Regions from separate parts of the Homo sapiens genome. Here region 2 is linked to region 1. A link is a loop called in an ENCODE intact Hi-C map of the cell type or tissue named here. Cell type or tissue: PC-9. All regions are shown on one strand. Links, peaks and the distances in the headings refer to the core of each region. The heading gives the core; the rest is flanking DNA. Region 1 holds the start of LINC02739 (long intergenic non-protein coding RNA 2739). Region 2 overlaps STX3 (syntaxin 3).

Region 1 (5,380 bases), core at 263-5,262:
ACTCAAAATACAAAAATTAGCCAGGGCCAGGGGCGGTGGCTCATGCCTGTAATCCTAGCACATTGGGAGGCCGAGGCGGGTGGATCACGAGGTCAGGAGTTCGAAACCAGCCTGGCCAATATGGTGAAATCCCGTCTCTACTAAAAATACAAAAATTAGCTGGGCGTGGTAGCACACACCTATAGTCCCAGCTGCTCGGGAGGCTGAGACAGAAGAATCGCTTGAACCCAGGAGGCAGAGGTTGCAGTGAGCTGAGATCCTGCCACTTCACTCCAGCCTGGGTGGCAGAGCGAGACTCCGTCTCAATAAATAAATAAATAAATAAATAAATAAATAAATAAATAAATAAATAAATGAATAAGCAAGCCGGGCGTGGTGGTGGGCGCCTGTAGTCCCAGCTACTCGGGAGTCTGAGGCAGGAGAATCGCTTGAATCCGGGAGGCAGAGGTTGCAGTGAGCCGAGATCGTGCCACTGCACTCCAGCCTGGGCAGCAAAGCAAGACTCTGTCTCAAAAAGAAAAAAGAAAAAAGAAAAAAGAAAAGAAACCGACTTAAGCATAGACAAGTAAATGACTCAAGAACATAGGCAAGTAAGTGACCGGAAAAGGACTTAAATCCACTCTTTGTCATTAATATACCTAGCCTATGGTAAGTCTATACTACGGTATTAATTTTCCATAGCTGCATAACTAATTACTATAAACAGTAGCTTAAAACAACACCTGTTCTATCCATTCACGGTTTATCCGTTCATCTGTAGATGAGAAGTCCCACATGATGTGACTGGGTTCTCTACTCAGGGTGTCACAAGACTGAAATCAAGGAGTTGACCAGCTTGAGTTCTCATCTGGAGGCACTGAGGGGAAAGCTGCTTCCAAACTCATTCTTGTTCTTGGCCAACTTAGGTTTCCTGCAGTTGCAGAACTGAAGACCAATTTCCTTGCTGGCTGTCAGCTGAGAACCACCCTCAACTTCTAGAGACTGCCCGTATATTTTTGCCACATGGTCCCCTCCATCTTCAAGTCTTGTGTTTTGAGTCTCTGACTCCTTTCTGCAACCAGCTAGAAAAAACCCTCTGCTTTTAAAGGGCTCAAGTGATTGGTCAGGCTCACCCAGATAATCACATATTTTAGAGTAACCTGTACTATATAATATCACCTAATAACAGGTTATAAATTAATATGATGAATTTCATAGTCCCAGGGATTATGCAGGGTTTTGTGGGGCTGGGAGGGTGTTTTGTGGGTCATTTTAGAATTTTTCGTACTTCAACTACCAAGGGAAACCAAAAGGGTGAAATTTAAGCTAAACAAATGATAGGCTCTTGAGTCTGAAAAAACTGTAAAGTCACCTAGTTTAGGCGTGACAGCCACAAACATCTCATTTCAGATGTACTCTTAATCTTTCTTGAGAATGACAGTCTATACTCATCCTCCATTTTAAGCCTATTGTTTATAAATTCTAAACTAAGGTCATGGCGCTTTTATTTCAAATTGTAATGAGTCCATGCTGGCTCCTTATTTATGAAGCAAGTGAATACAAAGCATTGAATTATTCTAACAGCCTTATGGAGTTTATATAAAACTTTTTTTTTTTTGAGACGGAGTTTTGCTGTTGTTGCTCAGGCTGGAGTGCAATGGCGCAATCTCGGCCCACTGCAACCTCCACCTCCCTGGTTCAAGGGAGTCTCCTGCTTCAGCCTCCCGAGCAGCTGGAATTACAGGCGTGCACCACCACGCCCGGCTAATTTTGTATTTTTAGTAGAGACGGGGTTTCTCCATGTTGGTCAGGCTGGTCTTGAACTCCCGACCTCAGGTGATCCGCCTGCCTTGGCCTCCCAGAGACACCGCATCTGGCTAAAACATTTTTCAGTGAATAAATGCAAGAGATGAAAATTATGAAATGGGAGGTGGAGGAGGAATAAAATCAGCATATTAGAGATATTATTAAACCACAACTTGCTTCTTAGAGTTTGAGGGAAGCCTGACTTAATTCTTTTTTTTGACTATATATATTTAAAAATGAAAAATGCCAAGATGGTATTCCAAAAATTGAGGTATATTTTTAATGCTAGGTTTAGCAAATCAATGCTTTTAACAAATACTGTACAGTGACTCTATGTTTACCTCATGTGGAGGTAGCATTGAAAGTCTACATTTGAAGCCTTTACAAATGGCCTTCCTTACCTCTTCTATATATCCTGGATTTCAATCTGAAGATATCTGTAAAAATCACAATGTTTATATATATCTACCTTGCAAAATCTGCCTTTGCACAAGAAAAACAAGTATATTTTAAAAATTTATGGCAGTATTGTTTTTAATAATGAGATATAGAAAAAGGTAAAAAAGCTGATAGTTGTCAGTTTGATTACATAGATTATGTTATAACCATACAATCCAATACTGGCGAACGTGGATTAAAAAGTATGATAGGTCTACATAACTGCCATGAAAAAAGTCCATAATATGTTTTTAAATGAAAAAAGCAAATTGCAGGGAACTTAAAACAACAACAACAACAAAAAACCCTGAGAAAAGTGATTTATCACTTCAGTTTGTAAACAAGGGCCTTGCCTTATCACCTTTGTAACATTTGTAAAATGCCTACCTCTAGCTGAATCCATATGATCTTTGTTACCACGGAACAAATACTATTTTATTATAATTATGTAGAAAAAAAGAAAAACGTCTTCCACGGCAGCCGAAATAGCTCAGTTGGGAGAGCGTTAGACTGAAGATCTAAAGGTCCCTGGTTCAATCCCGGGTTTCGGCAGCGCTTCCGTTTTAGGCGTTAGTCATCACTACATGTGATTTCTGCAGTTAACAGGGTCTTTCTGCAGTTAACAGGGTCAACACCCTGTGGGTTCTCACGCGGGCTGGGGCAGTTAAGGGAAACCTTATCGTCATTTTCCCCTGGGAGGGAGGATACTGGGGACATATGTCTTACCTTTTAAACTGCCCAGTACGAAGTTACGCCTCTGCCCTCACTTGGGACCTGGTTTGAGACAAGCTCTTCCGGAGCACTGCGCATAGCTCACTTTCTTGAGCAACCCTGTGTCCCCGCACCCCGCTCCTCTTCTTTCGGGTTCTAGGCAGCCGTGGGCGCTGCGACCCTTCTCTCACTGTCAGAGGGGCGGGAGCTCTCGGCCTGCGCCGCCTCCGCTGCCTGCTTGGTCGCGGGCTTGCCGGGAATGGTGACAGCCCGGGCCCCCTCTTGGCCAAAGAAGTCCTCGAAAGCGTTCGGCGCACGGGCTTTGTCCAGCTTTTTAAACCGTAACAAGGACCGGGGCCGGGCGCGGTGGCTCACGCCTGTAATCCCAGCATTTTGGGAAGTCGAGGCGGACGGATTACTTGAGGTCATGAGTTCGAGACCAGCCTGGCCAACACGGTGAAACTCTGTCTTTAAAAAAGAAAACAAAAACAATAACAAGGACCCTAGAACAGCTCTTAGGTGGGGCGGGAGACAGAGATCGGAAGCCCTTTCTAGTTTAAATCTACACTAGGGTTAGAAGACCAAATACAGGACGTCCAATTAATTTCCTTTTTTTTCTTTTTCCTTTTCTTTTCTTTTTTCTTTTTTTAAGATGGAGTCTTGCTCCCATGCTGGAGTGCAGTGGCGTGATCTCGGCTGACTGTAACCTCCGCCTCCCGGGTTCAAGTGATTCTCCTGCCTCAGCCTCCGGAGTAGCTGGGATTACAGGTGCCCGGCTAATTTTTGTATTTTTAGTAGAGACAGGGTTTCACCATGTTGGCCAGGCTGGTCCCGAACTCCTGACCTCAGGTCATCCTCCTGCCTCAGCCTCCCAAAGTGTTGGGATTACAGGCACGAGCCACTGAACCCGGCCAAAATTTGAATTTCAGAGAAACAACAAATACTTTTTAGTATAAACATGTCCCAAATATTGCATGGAATATACAAAGTACATATTTGTTGTTTCTGTGAAATTGGATTTAACTGGACACCCTGTATTTTTATTTTCCAAATTGCAAGTCACTTGTACATCATATCCTTGCACCCCTCTGAACCCTATGCACCACCTTCCCCACCCCAGCAAAGATATCCAGACGCTGTATGCAGGAAGAACTGAATTTCAGAGGACACCGTTTGATCTTCAACACCTGGCAGTTTACAAAACAGGTTTGTATCCATTGGCTAATTTGTTATCAGCACCAACAGAGAAGCTCCTGGCAGAGATCACTAGGAAACACCCCGGGAATCGGCCATCCACCAGTTTCTAGGCTTCCAGAGTTGTCCATGCTTGTCTGGCATGGGGGCGGAGGTCAGTGGAACTCGGAGGATATGGATTGAATTTCAGTAGAAAGCCTCATTAAGATGATGAACCACAGCCGGGCATAGTGGCTCACGCCTGTAATCCCAGCACTTTGGGAGGCTGAGGCGGGCGGATCACCTGAGGTTGGGAGTTCAAGACCAGCCTGACCAAAATGGAGAAATCCCGTCTCTACTAAAAATACAAAATTAACCGTGCGTGGTGGCGCACGCCTGTCATCCCAGCTACTCGGGAGGCTGAGGCAGGAGAATCGCTTGAACCCAGGAGGCAGAGGTTGCCGTGAGCGGAGATTACACCATTGCACTGCAGCCAGGACAACAAGAGCGAAATTCCGTCTCAAAAAAAAAAAAAAAAAAAAAAAAAAAAAAAGATGAGCCACTCCACTCAAGGCAAGGCAATGGAAAAACACACTTAGGGAGTGCCTTCTTTTTAGTCAGGCTGGACCATGGAGGGAGAGGAAGGAGATCCATGTGTCACATTCTAAGAACTCGCAGTGTGGTAAAAGGCAAAATGAAGCCAGCCATATGGTTTTTAGGCCTATTTATACCCCTCTCCTCTTTCTGTTAATGTTTGCCAATATGCTAGCTGATATGGGGCTTCAGCCCCAAAATCGTTGAGTTCTTGGGTGGAAAGATGTATTTTGATGAGGGGCTCTTGAAAGTCCAATGGTGATCAATAAGAAGAAACCCCAACTGATCATCTAATAGACTAGAGAATTAAACTTTTCATGAGGTTTGGTCGAACGCCATTCTAGATGTTACTAGGAAGGTGTTTTTGGTTTGTTTCTTTTGAGACAGGGTCTTGTTCTGTTGCCCAGGGGTGGGGTGCAGTGGCACCATCACAGTTCACTGCAGCCTCAACCTCCTGGGCCTCAAGTCATTCTTTGGCCTCAGCCTCCCTAGTAGCTGGGACCACAGGTACGCAGCATCACGTCCGGTTAATTTTTTGTATTTATAGAGACGGGGTGTCGCCATGTTGCCCAGGCTGGTCTCGAACTCTGGAGCTCAAGCGATCTGCCTGCCTCGGCCTTTCAAAGTGCTGAGACTACAGGTATGAGTCACAGCCCCTGGCAATGAAGGTATTTTTTAC
Region 2 (5,380 bases), core at 217-5,216, 210 kb before region 1:
CTACAAATGGTCTGTTATACCACTACAAATGCATACTTCTTATGGACTGAATGTGCTCTCCCAAAATTAATATGTTGATGCCTAATCCCCAATGGGATGGTACTTAGAGGGAGATGGGACCTTTGGAAGGCATTTAGGTTGTAAGGGTGGAGCCCTCATGACTGTGTTTTGTGCACTTATAAGCAGAGGCCAAAGAGCTAGCTTGCTCTTTCCACCCTGTAAGGATACAGATACAGCAAGGTGGCAGTCCACAACCCAGAAGAGGGTCCTCACCAGAACCCGATCATGCTGGAATCCTGGTCTCGGACTTTCAGCCTCCAGAACTGTAGGAAACACATTCTTATTGTTTATAAGCCATTCAGTCTACGGTACTTTCTCATAGCAGCCCAAACTAAGACAGCATTCAAAAAAGTAAATTTTTGGCCAGCGTGGTGCCTCACACCTATAATCCCAACACTTTGGGAGGCCAAGGCGGGCAGATCACCTGAGATCAGGAGTTCCAGACCAGCCTGACCAACATGGTGAAACCCCGTCTCTACTAAAAATACAAAAATTAGCTGGGCATTGTTGTGGATGCCTGTAATCCCAGCTACTTGGGAGGCTGAGGCAGGAAAATCGCTTGAACCCAGGAGGAGGCGGAGGCTGCAGTGAGCCGAGATCACACTGTTGCATTCCAGCCTGGGCGACAAGAGCGAAACTTCATCCCCAAAAAAAAAAAAAAAAAAAGGAAAAGAAAAGAAAACTTTCATCCTTATTAATAGAAGTTCCATGTTAGAAAGTGTTGCTCTGAAAAATTAAATGCTAGGATAGCCAAGTTAAGCTGATTTATTACAGGACTTCTTAGAGCTTTCAATAAGTTAACGTGCATTTTAAGTTTCCAAGAGAAGAAAGAAGCAGGAAGCATTTCTCAAACATATTTGATCACAGAAGGCTTTTTGCACCTCACACTGCCATCTGTGACAACGCATTTTCACTGACCCAACAAACAGCCATTCCCTGGCCCCTTCCCTCTCTTTCTTTTTAACAGAAATCTGACTTTGTTTGGGTAGTGGCATTGCCAGCCCCAGAGGATGAATCATGATGTGTTTGATGGCAATCCTGGCAATCCTGTCCCTTTGCTGAGTACTCACTTTCCTGGTGTCCCTTCCAGCTAAGGAGGCCCACACCATGTGACCCAGTGCTATCCAGGAGGCCACAAGGGAAGTCAGATTGGAGGATCTGGGCAGTTTTCCTCTCTGATGAAAGGACCTTTGGACTTTTCTAGCTGCACCCTTTCTTAATGCTTGCAACGCTGTCACAGGGTGATGCCAAATAGAGCTCTGACTCTGGTGGTTTCAAAACACAGGCAGGTGGGACCTATGTACCGCTCTTTTAATCTGGCAGGCTTGTGACTGCTTCAGTAACAGAGCCAAGCAGAAGTGATGTGCTATGTAACTTCTGTAGCTGGAACACTTGCCTTGCATCCCTGAGCTTCTATGTAACAAGTTCAATAGCCCTAAGTGGGCCAGCTACGAGAAGCCCAAGCCACAGAAAGAAGCCAAGTGTAGGTGCTCTGACTGACAGTCTCTGCTGAGCTTTTCCCTTGAGCCACCCCAGTAAAGGCACCAGACAGTAAAATTTTAAAAGCCTCTACAAGATTCTAGCCTGCAGTTGTTCAAGTCTTCCCAATAAAAGCCCCAGAAATTGTAGAGCAGAAGTAATCCGGACCCACTTTGCCCTGTTTGAATTCCTACTCCACAGAATCTGTCAGCAAAACAAACAGTTGTTTTATACCACTAAATATTGGGGCTATGCTGTGATATAACAATAGATAATCACAGAACAGACTCTCTCTCTCACAATCCTAAGAGAAAAGCCAAGAGGATCACAGTGATGCTGACCTAGAACCCCAAGCTGACCTTTAAACGGCACCATCCCTAACCCCAAACTACTTCATATGCAAAATAATTACATATCTTTGTTGCTTAAGCCACAGTTAGTCAAAAGCATCCCTAAATGATAGGCTACACTGCTGCTCAGGATCACAGATTCAGGTCAAGGCTCCATCGCTGGCTTGCTGGTCTTTCCATTTCAGGTCTTTCGCACCCTCCACAAACTGCCATCGGAGTGAATTTTCTAAAACACACTCTGAGCCCATCACTTCCTTGTTTAAATCCTCGAAGGTTCCCCATCACTTTGCAGTGGTGCATAGCTGCAGTAGGCAACAGAATTATCCGGAAGACATTCCTAAAAATCCAAAAGTCTGAGCCATTCCAGTCCCTAAGAATCAGGTATGTGTATGTGCAAAAAACTCCCCAGGTGATTCTGATGACAAGTCTAGTTAAGAACCAGGGAAATCTTCCCTCACCTTCCTCTCTGCAGGCAGAATTTAACGCTTCCTCTTCTGTGCTCCCATGGTACCTTACTGACACTTTTCTTATCATATAACAACATTTTAAAAATTTCTATCACCCTTACCAGATAAGGAGACAACAGGGGGCGAGAATCCTGTCACAGAACATTGGATCCCCAGCACCTAACATGCTATCTTGAAGACAGTAAGCGCTCAAATACTTTGATGAATAGATAAACGAATACAGAAAAATAAACCCCTAATGTTTCTGCCTCCAAAGGCAGGTCTGTTTCATCTGAACATTACTTTCTGCCAACTGAGCAAACAAACCAAGAAAAATATAGACAACTGCAAATTAGACAAAAATGTGGCGTTTATCATTTACCAGGCTCTGGCTTGATCAGCCAAAGTGGCCTGAAAACCCAAGGGCCAATCTTTTTTTCCAACGATCAAGAAGCTAGAGAAGATACAATGGAATCTGACAGTGCAAATCACATTCTGAAAACACCCTGGTCCTATGACTTCATGTGCACCTTGCAAATACCTCTATGACTAAGCTGTGATTCATGCTCTCAGCAAATAACCAAGGATGACCTCCTGGAACCAGTCCAAACAGTAAGTTTTATCAAGAGTGCTTTCCCAAGAAAGCGACTTAGTTATATAACCTGCAGGGTGTAGTGGGCATGATCACCAGTCACATAGAGGGGGACAATCTCTCATTTCCCCAAATCTCTATTCTCTGAAACATAATTTATCCCAATTTCAACAGTATATCTACACCACATTCTATAAAATAAACTTTGTGGTCTACTTATTCATAAGTACACTGGGGGACAGAAGGGTGATAAGAACATATGTACTAGATGTCAGGCACTGTGATAGGTGCACCCATACCCTTTCTCATTTTATATCCATAAAATCCAACAGGTAATATTCTCTTTTTAGAGAAAACTGGGGTTTAGAGTAGTTAACTTTTCCAAAATTGTACCACTGGTAATGGGCAGAGCTGAGATTCAGACCATGTTAGGTGGGGCCAGAGCCTACTTGATCCACTCCCTCTTACTTCTCCCCACTCCCCCAAGGCCTTATCCTCTCTGTGCTCTATCAGATCCAAGAAAAGAGGAAAGTAACACTGCTGAACCCCATGCTAAGTACTTTCTGAGCATTAGCTCCTTTAATCTCTACCAAATCTATGACATGAATATTTTTCTCCCCAGTTTACAGATAAACCCACTGATACTTGGAACAGTTAAGGAATGTGAACAAGATCACACAGTTAGTGGCAGATATGGAATTTAATTCAAAGATCATGTTCTTTCCACCTCCCCATGCTGTCCCTCTTCTCCACTCTAAATATAAGTTTCACGGGGTTTTTCCCTAAATGACAGACACACACATAACAAAGAGAAAGAAATAAGCAATGCAGCAGCCCTGAAGGTCTTGTTAAATCTTCAACAGCCTCTTCAGAAGTAGCTACCACCCATCCAGTGCTTTTATGTCTGACGATCCTTCCCAGATGTGTGATCTCATATGATCCTCATGGCATCCTTGAAAGGTAAGTACTAACACTCCCAATTTCCAGAGCAGGACATTAAAACTAAGAGATGTTAAGCAACCTGACCAAGGTTACACTGCTACGAAATGCTTGAAAAGTGGACTCAAACCATGTTTTAGAGGCCAAAGCCCACCATCTTCACACCTAACAAAGAGGGTCCTCTCAGGGACCCTCTGACTGGCTCAGAAGAAAAAGGAGAACACAGTTATTGGAAAAGATTCCTTATCTTAGGGAAGAAGTTCTTTAATGTATCTGGTTCTCCAAGGCAGACTGAGATGAGCTAGAAAGACTTCAAACATCTCCTTAAGTCCACCCCCATCACGGAGTGAAAGGATATTGTCCTTCCACGATCCACAATTGGAGTAACACTGGACTCACAAAGCCTAAGTGTTGTTTGATCTCACTATGACTCTGATGGACCCGCCTGTGAGGAGGGTGGGGATCTGTGGAGAGTTTACAGCCAACTTCCCAATCAGGCCAGCACACATTCAAGTTTATTCTTAATTCCTGTTTATTACTCTAACAGATAAATGGGCACGAACCGTCATGCCCCACTCCATTCCTTTCAGAAAAAAAACTGGAGGGTTACTTTTCCACATCCACAGTCTAGAGGATGGGAAGCATCACATTCTCTCTGCAAAAAGAGCACGATACTTCTTGTTTTCTTTCCAGGGGAAATTAAAAACCTAAGAAACCATAGTATGGTGGCAGAAACTTCAACAATAGTGAGCTTTTTGTTTTTGTTTTTTGAATTATCATTCATTAAGCACATATATGCCAGATGCTATGCTGTGTTACAAACATTATTCCTCTTGGTTTTTGTTGTTGTTGTTTGTTTTTGAGACGGAGTCTACCGCTGTCACCCAGGCTGGAGTGCAGTGGCGCAATCTCGGCTCACTGCAACCTACGCCTCCTGGGTTCAAGCGATTCTCCTGCCTCAGCCTCTCGGGTAGCTGGGATTACAGGTGCCCACCACCACACCCAGCTAATATTTGTATGTTTAGTACAGACAGGGTTTCACTGTGTTGGCCAGGCTGGTCTCAAACTCTTGACCTTGTGATCCGCCCACCTCGGCCCCCCAAAGTGCTGGGATTACAAGCGTGAGCCACCACGCCTGGCCTGTCCCTCTTAATCCTTATGCAACTCAATGGGGATTTTTGTTGTTTATTGTTTTTTTCTTTTCTTACCTAAACACTGGATCACCAGTGAATTTTTTTTTTTTTTTTTTTTAGGGGACAAGGTCTCACTCTGTTGCCCAGGCTAGAATGCAGTGGCATGATCATAGCTCACTGCAGCCTCAAACTCCTAGGCTCAGGTGATCCCACCTGTGGGAAATTACATTATCAATCCTAATTTACAGGTAAGGAAGCCCAGACACAGATTGTTAAGGAACGTTCATGAAATCAACAGCTTCTCAGAAGCAGGGTTGAGATTTGGGCCCAAGTTTACCCAGCTCGAAAGCCAGTGTTTTCATCCACGATATACTACTGCCT

The links. Hi-C counts contacts between places; a loop is a spot of excess contacts. Peaks named below come from ENCODE experiments on the same cell type or tissue, not always from the same donor. Only the 100,000 strongest peaks of a DNase experiment are listed, where the experiment ranks them.
Region 2: a loop joins it to region 1, with 2.9 times the contacts of the local background. A loop is called at or near these places in 3 of 110 quality-filtered maps.

Annotation. Positions count from the first base shown.
Region 1 is chr11:59,563,775-59,569,154 of GRCh38, reverse strand. It overlaps LINC02739 (long intergenic non-protein coding RNA 2739), which reads left to right and starts at 3,025. Exons shown (of 5, transcript NR_187292.1): 1 at 3,025-4,140. It overlaps TRF-GAA2-1 (tRNA-Phe (anticodon GAA) 2-1), which reads left to right and starts at 2,703; the gene lies at 2,703-2,775. RefSeq lists enhancers at 2,730-3,229, 3,205-3,384, 3,230-3,731. In PC-9, for the core only: a CTCF peak has its summit at 3,315; a DNase peak (open chromatin) is centred at 2,894; H3K4me3 peaks cover 1,962 bases; H3K27ac peaks cover 1,875 bases.
Region 2 is chr11:59,774,178-59,779,557 of GRCh38, reverse strand. The region is part of intron 2 of STX3 (syntaxin 3); the gene reads right to left. Among named protein-coding and RNA genes, the nearest start is that of STX3, 21 kb to the right of the region's middle. In PC-9, for the core only: no CTCF peak of the experiment used is centred there; DNase peaks (open chromatin) are centred at 1,122, 2,277 and 2,897; H3K27ac peaks cover 523 bases.